2 separate regions of the Homo sapiens genome follow, and region 1 is linked to region 2. Evidence: chromatin contacts called from ENCODE POLR2A ChIA-PET data. All regions are on one chromosome and are shown on one strand. The core of a region is the stretch at or near the end of the contact, and the rest is flanking DNA. Distances in the headings are between cores, read along the strand shown. Region 1 overlaps NUAK2 (NUAK family kinase 2). Region 2 overlaps NFASC (neurofascin).

What was found. ChIA-PET counts read pairs that join two places held with the same protein, here RNA polymerase II (POLR2A).
Region 1: POLR2A ChIA-PET joins it to region 2 with 13 read pairs in BJ. The contact joins two enhancer-like sites. POLR2A ChIA-PET finds 5 or more read pairs at or near these places in 2 of 52 experiments (BJ and activated T-cell).

Annotation. Positions count from the first base shown.
Region 1 is chr1:205,298,015-205,303,168 of GRCh38, reverse strand. NUAK2 (NUAK family kinase 2) reads left to right here. Exons shown (of 7, transcript NM_030952.3): 7 at 1-1,106. Among named protein-coding and RNA genes, the nearest start is that of NUAK2, 21 kb to the left of the region's middle. RefSeq lists enhancers at 1-851, 852-1,704, 1,494-1,788, 1,705-2,556. Within about 2 kb of position 1,953, at least 17 of the 41 ENCODE cell types and tissues checked have a DNase peak (open chromatin) inside an H3K27ac peak, as active enhancers do.
Region 2 is chr1:204,886,592-204,891,701 of GRCh38, reverse strand. All of the region lies in intron 1 of NFASC (neurofascin), which reads right to left. Among named protein-coding and RNA genes, the nearest start is that of NFASC, 60 kb to the right of the region's middle. Within about 2 kb of position 3,669, at least 5 of the 41 ENCODE cell types and tissues checked have a DNase peak (open chromatin) inside an H3K27ac peak, as active enhancers do.

The sequences.
Region 1 (5,154 bases), core at 704-3,203, 410 kb before region 2:
ATGGGGGGGCCACAGAGACCTGGAAAGAGAACTCTCCCAGGGCCCATCTCCTGCATCCCATGAATACTCTGTACACATGGTGCCTTCTAAGGACAGCTCCTTCCCTACTCATTCCCTGCCCAAGTGGGGCCAGACCTCTTTACACACACATTCCCGTTCCTACCAACCACCAGAACTGGATGGTGGCACCCCTAATGTGCATGAGGCATCCTGGGAATGGTCTGGAGTAACGCTTCGTTATTTTTATTTTTATTTTTATTTATTTATTTATTTTTTTGAGACGGAGTTTCGCTCTTGGTGCCCAGGCTAGAGTGCAATGGCGCGATCTCAGCTCACCTCAACCTCCGCCTCCCGGGTTCAAGCGATTCTCCTGCCTCAGCCTCCCTAGTAGCTGGGATTACAGGCGCCCGCCACCATGCCCGGCTAATTTTGTATTTTTAGTAGAGACAGGGTTTCTCCATGTTGGTCAGGCTGGTCTCAAACTCCCGACCTCAGGTGATCCACCCACCTCGGCCTCCCAAAGTGCTGGGATTACAGGCGTGAGCCACCGCGCCCCACCTAACCCTTCCTTATTTAGCCTAGGAGTAAGAGAACACAATCTCTGTTTCTTCAATGGTTCTCTTCCCTTTTCCATCCTCCAAACCTGGCCTGAGCCTCCTGAAGTTGCTGCTGTGAATCTGAAAGACTTGAAAAGCCTCCGCCTGCTGTGTGGACTTCATCTCAAGGGGCCCAGCCTCCTCTGGACTCCACCTTGGACCTCAGTGACTCAGAACTTCTGCCTCTAAGCTGCTCTAAAGTCCAGACTATGGATGTGTTCTCTAGGCCTTCAGGACTCTAGAATGTCCATATTTATTTTTATGTTCTTGGCTTTGTGTTTTAGGAAAAGTGAATCTTGCTGTTTTCAATAATGTGAATGCTATGTTCTGGGAAAATCCACTATGACATCTAAGTTTTGTGTACAGAGAGATATTTTTGCAACTATTTCCACCTCCTCCCACAACCCCCCACACTCCACTCCACACTCTTGAGTCTCTTTACCTAATGGTCTCTACCTAATGGACCTCCGTGGCCAAAAAGTACCATTAAAACCAGAAAGGTGATTGGAAGCAGGCCCTGCTGTTCTCTTTGGTGACTGAGGTGGGGAGGGATGGTGCTGAGCAGGTTTTTGAGCCTTCTCCTAATACTCGTTCCCCTAGGCTGCCAGGGATGGGAAATAGAAAAACTGCCGAATCAAAACAAACGTGAGCTCAGTAGCTCTGGCCTGACCCTATTAAGCACACAGGTGGGAAGGCCCTGGGCCCAGGGTCCCAGTTGCTCTTCCGGCCTTTGGCACTAAAGTAGAAGTGGATTTGGCAGATTATCCCACCCTGCCCCCACCACCTGCCTCCTTCTCCTCCCACCCCTGCTCCTGTCTGCTTGAGCCCTGCTCCTGCTGCGTAAAGACACCCCCACAGCCTTTATTCTCTCCCTCCTAAGAAATCCCCTTTACTCTGGTGCTGGGCAGCTTTTCCCCCCTCCGTCCTCACTGCCTGACTCCCAGAGAAAGCAAAGAATGCCTGGAATGTCCACCCCCACCGTACGCCAACTCCCTCAGCCCCCTGCAGAGCATTCCCCACACGCCTGCTCCATTGAGAAACTCCCAGGCTCCGAGGGCTGGGGATGAAAGGGAGGATGAGGACAAAGTGCCGGCCAGCAGCCGGCTGGCTCTGGCTTCAGGCAGCCTCCCTCCCCCACCCCGACCCACTCTGGTAGTCACAGGAGGCCTCCAAACGTCCCCAGCTCTGGCTCTGGCCCCACAACACACCTGTCCTGCCGGCTGTCGGTGCCTGCCCAGTGGAGCGCGTTGGACCTCCCCTCCCACACCTGGAGAGCTGAGCTGGCAAAGTCACTAGTCTGCAAAGGAGATGGGGAGGGCAAGGCAACTATGAGGTCAAGATGGGAGAGCAAACAAGACATTGCTTAGGCGACACTGGAGTACTTAGGTCTTAAGTCTCTGAGGTCCTACTCAGTGCTGGAACTCTGGGCTAGACTCTGGGTAAACATGGAAAAAATCCAGGGGGTGGGTTTATCTCCAGAAGCTTAGAGTTCAGCTGTGGGGGTAGCAGTGCTCCTTTATTCATTCCTCTCATGAATCAAGCCCTTTTGTGTGCTAAGCTTAGTAGAAGACAGAGGTAATTGCTGTATCCCTGGTGCAAAAAAAAAAAAAAAAAAAACAGAGATCTTAGCCTCAAGGAGGTTACAGGCTGTGGGTAAGGTAGCATGCAATTCAGTGAGAAATTGTTATTGGTTCAGATCATGTTGAAAGGGAGTTTGGGGACGGCGCGGTGGCTCATGCCTGTAATCCCAGAACTTTGGGAGGCAGAGGTGGGCGGATCACAAGGTCAGGAGATCGAGACCATCACGGCTAACACGGTGAAACCCCGTCTTTACTAAAAATATAAAAAATTAGCCGGGCGCGGGGGCGGGCGCCTGTAGTCCCAGCTACTCAGGAGGCTGAGGCAGGAGAATGGCGTGAACCCAGGAGGCGGAGCTTGCAGTGAGCAGAGATCGCACCACTGCACTCCAGCCTGGTCTCAAAAAAAAAAAAAAAGAAGAAAAAGGGAGTTTGGATGATGGAAAGAATTGCATCTTCGGAGATAATAATAGGGGCTACCATTCACTAAGTGCTTATGGGTCAAGCCCTTTAGGTGTGTTACCTCATGTAATGCTCACGATAGTCTTGTTAGTTCAGTACTATTTCTATCATTCTCATTTTATAAAAGAAATGGAGACTCAAAAACATTAAGTAGGCCAGGCGCAGTGGCTCACATCTGTAATCCCAGCACTTTGGGAGGTCGAGGCAGAAGCATCACTTGTCAGGAGCTCGAGACCAGCCTGGCCAACATGGTGAAATCCTGACTTTACTAAAAATACAAAAAATTAGCCGGTCATGGTGGCGCACTCCTCTAGGCCCAGCTACTCGGGAGGCTGAGGCAGGAAAATCCCTTGAACCTGGGAGGCGATAGTTGCAGTGAGCTGAGATTGTGCCACTGCACTCCAGCCTGGGCAACAGAACAAGACTCTGTCTCAAAAAAAAGGAACTTGATAGCAAATGGAGAAATCAGACCTCAAACCCAGGTTTGGCATCCCACAGACTCACTTGAATGGCATGGTGTTTGGAGAATTGGATAAAAGAATGTAAGTGAAGGAACTATAAATTTATATGCCAGGTTTATTTATAAATATTTATTATATGAGCATCCATTATATGCCAGGTTCTTTTGCAGGCACAAGGAATATGCCAATTTCCCAAGTGCCCTTTCCTAGTCTCCACAAGCCCCAAGAGAAAGCTAAGAAAGAAGAGAGTGAGGCCAGGCGTGGTGGCTCATGCCTGTAATCCCAGCACTTTGGGAGGCCAAGGTGGATGGATCACCTGAGGTCAGGAGTTCGAGACCAGCCTGGCCAACATGGTGAAACCTCGTCTCTACTAAAAATACAAAAAAAATTAGCCAGGCATGGTGGAGCATGTTTGTAGTCCCAGCTGCTTGGGAGCCTGAGGCAGGAGAATTGCTTGAACCCGGGAGGCAGAGGTTGCAGTGAGCCTAGACTGCGCCACTGCACTCCAGCCTGGGTGACAGCAAGACTCAGTCTCAAAAAAAAAAAAAAAAAAAAAAAGAGAGAGAGAGAGAGAGTGAGTGGGAGAAGCAGAAGAGTGTTTTTTTGTTTGTTTGTTTTTTTGAGACAGAGTCTCGCTCTGTCACCCAGGCTGGAGTGCAGTGGTGTGATCTCGGCTCACTGCAAGCTCCGCCTCCCGGGCTCACGCAATTCTCCTGCCTCAGCCTCCCAAGTAGCTGGGACTACAGGCGCCCACCACCACGCCCGGCTAATTTTTTGTATTTTTAGTAGAGACGGGGTTTCACCATGTTAGCCAGGATGATCTCGATATCCTGACCTCATGATCCGCCTGCCTCTGCCTCCCAAAGTGCTGGGATTACAGGCATGAGCCACTGCGCCCGGCGAGAAGCTGAAGGGTGAGGGACAGGACTAGAATTGGAGGGGATGGAGGAGAGGAGGACACAGTGGAGGGAAAGCCTGTACCTAAGGGACGCGCAGGGTGTGGAATGGGGAGGGAGGGAGAGGACACAGCCCTTTCCATCAGTGCTATCTCAGCAGGGGCTGGGGGAGGTGGACTTTCAGGAAAGGAGAGTCCTAACATCTGTGTCCTAACATAACCATTCGGTCCTAACATCTGTGTCCTCCTGCATCTGCTTATGTAACCTCTTCTAAGCCAGGTGGAGGGAAGGGTGGGCAAGGTGAGGGGGTGGATGTGGGGGAAGCCTTCTGGGGAAAGAAAATCTGAGCTGGAAGAGAATGTCTATTTTCTTGGTTCCAAAGAGACCTAGATGAGGGACTGTGGATCCCACCCTGCACAGCCCTTCCCCTCACCTGCCTGGATGCTTCATATCAAAAACATTCCAGAAACCAGGCTCACAGCGATGACGTGGGCCCCCAAGGGAGAAGGCTGAAGCTGCAGGAATATTTAGTGCCACATCAGTGCTTCCGGAATGTGAAGAACCCAGATGATGACGAGGGTTGGGGGAGGTGGGGAAGCAGCTTTGAGAGACAGCAAAGGGCCTTCTGCAACCAGGACCATGAAATCCTGGTAGGAATCCTCTCCCCATCCTCAGCCCTTTCCCGGGGCAAGTCCAGGCAGTCCTCTGTGTAGAGGGAGGGAAACTGCAGCAGCATGTTAGTACCCACCATCAAGATGACCCCTTCACCTCTCCCCCTGCTCCATCCCATCAGCTGCCTTGGGCCCTCCTTGGGCAGATAAAGTGAGAGGGGAGACAGTGATCCAGAGCACTGTTGGGAAGCAACAGTCCTCTGCAAAGCACAGTGCCCACACTCCAGTAGAGCTTCTAGAGGCGGACTTCAGCTCTGCGAGTCAGAATCTGAAGCCCGCTGACTGATAGCCCACACATGTCTTGAGGACAAGGATGGACCCAGGACAAAGGAAGAGTCCTGGGTCTTAGCTGAAGAGTCTGGGCACTTTTAAAGTAGGGGAAGGGGAGTGGGTGGGAATCACATAATAGATGACACGGTTGATCTTCTGGAAAAGAGAATAGATGTACAGGCCATGGCTCAGAGAGCAGGACCAGGACAAGGACCAGGACC
Region 2 (5,110 bases), core at 2,420-4,919:
GTACTGAAAGAAAATCTATCCTGATGCCCATCCACAGTGCTATAGAGGTGTGTGGTCCAGTGCCATTTCAGATGCTCTCAGGCACATGTTTACAGGGCTCCAAATACCGCTGTAGTGACTATCTCTGCAAGAGCTACCCACTTCATACAGGCACCACCCCACAGTGCCACGACGTATGCCTAGCTTCCTGCACCTCTTGCTTCTAGCCCTAGGGCCTCTTATTGACAATGAGGGGTGAGATAAAGTAGGACCTATTCAGAGATCCCAGGCATGTGCAACCCAGAAATTCAGGGGAATTAATGACCCATGGTTTGAAACTTTGACCAGTGGGAAAGGGTGGCCCTTCTCCTGATGCACTGTCCCTAGCAACAGTCCATCTCTACACTTCCAATAGCCTGAGCCACTGGTTGGGTTTGAGACCAGGAAGTGGGGGCATCCTCATATTGGCTCATCCTCTCCTCGCCCTTCTTGCCTGTTCCTTCACTTCTGTTCTCTGGGATTGCACTCCCTAATAAAGTTGTAACACATAAGCCTTGCCCGAGGTTCTGCTTTCTAGGGATTCCATGCCAAGATGCCAAGTGACCTAGGACCCAATCAGGGAAGAGACCTTTACATTCTACTCTCAAGTATGACTTTAGGCACCTTATGTCTAGCTGCTTCAATGGAGACCCAAATTTCTGGCCCTGAATTGAAGTAATACCTTCTTGGCTCATCCCACTATCCTTGGGAGAAGGCCTGGCCCACTACCAGGGTGAGACCATTGGGTGAGCATCAGGGGATGCATGCCACTATCACTCCCTCTACCACCCACTTCTTAGAAAAGTGCCTCCCTGGCCAGGTGCGGTGGCTCACGCCTGTAATCCCAACACTTTGGGCAGCTGAGGCGGGTGGATCACCCGAGGTCAGAAGTTAGAAACCAGCCTGGCCAACATGGCAAAACCCTGTCTCTACTAAAAATACAAAAATTAGCCAGGTGTGGTGGTGGGCGCCTGTAATTCCAGCCACTCGGGAGGCTGAGGCAGGAGAATAGCTGGGACCTGGGAGGCAGAGGTTGCAGTGAGCAGAGATCATGCTATTATATTTTAGCCTGGGCGACAGAGTGAGACTCCATCTCAAAAAAAAAGAAAAAAAAAAAAGTGCCTCCCTGCTTTCCAAAGACACCAGGCATCCTTTTTCTCAAGGACCTTTACTTAAGCTACTGAAAATGTTTCCCTTCTCCCCTTCTGATTTTTCTTCATACCAAGTTCAAGAGAAAAAGCTAAGTTTCCCGTGCCCACTTTATTTACTTATAAAAGGATGGGGTTGGTTGCCCCCAGGCCTGCCCTGTATTGCTTCCTAGGTTTTCACATAGTGCCGTCTGGATCCCTCAATCACATGGGGGCTCTGGGCAGGCATGCAGCAGGTCTCACAGCTCTGCACTCTGGGCTGCTTCAGCATGAGCACATGTGCAGCCAACACAACCTGCGTGAATGGATGGATGCAGGAAGGGATAGGTGTTACCCAGGGGTCATCGCACAGCCTCCACCTCAGGGGATTTTAAATAAGAAACAACTCTTCCCCTACATCTTCTGTCAGGCAAGTCAACCAATTTGCCTGTGTGCTCAGCCTCACCCTAAGCAGATGGCACCAGAGCAGCTCTCAGAGATAGGGGAGGCCCACAAAGACCTTTTTGGTCTCATTTGATGACTTTGTTACAGCCCCGAGGAAATAAACATCCTCTCATTTTTACACACAGAACAGCAGGAAAGAGAAGTCGGCTGCCGGAGGGGAATTACCCTCTGAAGCAGTAGCATGGTGCTGTGATAAGGTGGAGTCTGGTTACAATTTGCTGCAAGCACTGATGTTAATGGATTCTATTAATACAAATTTGTACTCTGAAAACCTGATGACAGCTCCCAGCCGCCAGATAAATCTCACCAATTACCACCCAGTACATTGGCCTTCCCGGACTGTTTCTGGGATCTGGGATCTCTGAGAAGCCTCCATTCTAATTGAGGAAAGGAAACAAGGATATTGCACACTGGGGGCGGACGTCTAGACTACCTCCTTCAGGGAACATAGCCTGGAGGAAGGGAAACACAAAGTCCCCAGGGCTGAGAAGATATTCACCAGTGTGTGGGTAAAAGTGAACACCGTAAGACTATTCAGAAAGGTGGTAGCTTCTGCTGTCACAAAATAACCTGCTATTCTGAGCCAATATGGATTTTGTGGATTAACTACCACACCTGCTTCACTTTTCCTGTTAACCTGCGTAATGAAGCACTTGTACTATCACCAAAAGGGTAATTTCTGATGACATCAATAATAGGCATCATGCTGCTTCAAAACATTTTCTTTAAAGTAACCTATCCACTCAGTTAACTGATCCTGGGAAAGTTGGGAAGGTGATGTGGAAACAAGCCTTATGGGGGCTCTATACTTGGCTGCTATTAGTTTAACTTCATTGACAGAAGGATTTTGTAAATCACCTAGGAAAAGAATATTGTATCATTTTAAGTTTCCTTAAATGTAAAAAATAATAGTTTTGGTTTTAGAGTTTCACAATATTCCCTGAAATCAGGTAAGAGAAATTCGAGGTTGTGCAGACAGGCAGAAACCTCGAATCAACAAAACCAAAGCCTGGTCGTTCTTGCCCTTGAGCTCCTGAAACACGGCTGACTCCTGGACTCACTGCCTGACAACCCACGGGAAGCATCCCAACCAGGGTGAACCCCAAGGAAGACTCGTGCTTCAACTCTCAAGCTGGGATCATTCAGAAGCAGAAAGCATGAGGCTTCCCCATTGCCTCCTCTAACTCTAGGGCAGCACAGGGTTCCCTAGAGTTGGTGGATCCCCAGACTGCTGGATTGTGGTGAAAACCAACCCATGTAATTGGCTGTTTCCTACAAAATGGCCAGCCCTAGAGCTCTGCCTGACAGCATTCTTGCCATCTTGTCATACTCATTCATTTAATTCTGTAAGCATTTTAAAATCTCTACTATATGGGAGGTCTTCCCACCCCATGACCTGGCATACTGCCTCCTTAGATTACAATCCCATTTCATTACAGAATTTAAGGTGTTGTGTATTAAACAAAGTTTATGCGAGGTCACTTGTGCTCAGTGCCATGGAATCAAACCAAACTTTGAAATGGGCCAGTTTTCAAAAATCCAGAAGATTCCAGTCAACCTGAGTCAGCATAAGGAAGTCCCCTCTGTTTTAACCCTAGAAGGACAGTTAGTTTGAAATGACCAATCTGCTTTTTGTTCTCTGTGACTGTTTTCTTCAGCTTTTTTCTGCTTATAAAGCCAACCTCCTCTGCTCAGGTCATGGGAACACTCATTCCATTTTAAAGAATGAGGTATTGCCCAATTCTAGGATCACAAATAAAAGCTAATTCGATCTTTAACTAAATTTGTTGTAATTTTGTCTTTTGGCAAGTGTAATGAAGCTGACCCATTGGTTCCAGACTTGGTTCTGCAGTACAGTGGGAGTGCTTTGGGGTTGGCTAGATTTGGTAGACAGAAATACAAGCAGATAACTGCCCAAAGGCAAAGAGGGAGACAAATATGGATGGAAACTGGTGACACGGAAATCAGAGAGAGCCAAGGGGGAGAAGAGAGAAAACCCTAGAGACCATTTGCAGCCTCCGGCCATGAACTGTGAATAACAGGGTCTCTTTTATCACAAGGCCTCAGGGGAGCACCAAGAGTAGCACCAGATGGGTAAGAGCCAGGGACTGTTCAGGCTCTGTTTACCCACCAATTTATTAAGAACAGAGCTGTATTTCCAGCCTCCAACTCCCAGAATTAACAGCCAATCAGGGGCCAGGTATGGTGGCTCATGCCTGTAATCCCAGCACTTTCAGAGGCCAAGGCGGGCTGATTGCTTGGGCCCAGGAGTTTGAGACCAGCCTGGCCAACATGGCAAAACCCTGGCTCTACAAAAAATATAAAAAATTAGCTGAGCGTTGTGGTACACACCTGTGGTCCCAGCTACTTGGGAGGCTGAGGTGGGAGGACTGTTTGAGCCTGGGAGTTCGAAGCTACAGTGAGCCATGATCTTACCCCAGCCTGGGTGACAGCAACAGAGTAAGACCCTGTCTCAAAAAAAAAAAAAAAAAAAAAAAAAAAAAAGCCAATCAGGCTCCTCAAAAAAATTAAACATGGAATTACCACATAATCCAGCAATTCCACATCATATCCAGGTACAGATATGCCAAAGAATTGGAAGCAGGCACTTGAAGAGCTGTTTGTACACCCATGTTCATAGCAACATGATTTGCAAAAGCTAAAAGGTGGAAACAACCCAAATGTCCATTGACAATGGATAAACAAAATGTGGTATATCCATGCAAATAAAGGTCTATTATTCAGTATTTGGAAGAAGGAAATTTTGACTCATGCTACAACCTGGATGAACCTTGAAGACATTCATGCTAAGTGAAATAAGCCACTCACAAAAGGACGAATACTGTATGATTTTACTCATATGACCTACCTAGAGAGGTCAAATTCATAGAGACAGAAAGCAGAATGACGGTTCCCAGGTGCTTGGGGGAGGAGGGAATAGGGAGTTATTGTTTAATGAGTAGAGTTTTAATTTTGGGAAGATGAGAAAGTTCTGGAGATGGATGGCGGCAATGTAGATGCACACAGCAACATACATGTACTTAATATCACAGAACCATACAACTGAAATGATTAAAATGGTACATTTTATATTATGTATATTTTATCACAATTTTTTTTAATGAGGCAAATTAAACACAGGCTCTTCCTGTGATGAAATAAAAATCATGACACAGTTGTGCTAAAAAGGATAACAGGCTGGAATATTTGAATTCGATAGGGTCCTGCAAAATGGTAAGAACCTACAGTCATGCTAAGAAGTCTTCAACCAAGAAATGATCATTTTAGAGCACTAGAATGGGCATACAGAATCCCTGGGCTCCAGTTCCAACTTTGTCAGTAACTAGTTCTATAACACTAGGCAAGGGAGTTGCGTCTCCCTGGGCCTCAGTTTACTGATTTGTACAAGGGGGTTGAACTAGATGACCAAAGCACCTCAGCTGGACCAGGGGTTTTCAACTTGTGGTCCTGCAGCAGAATCTGGGAACGTATGAAAAATG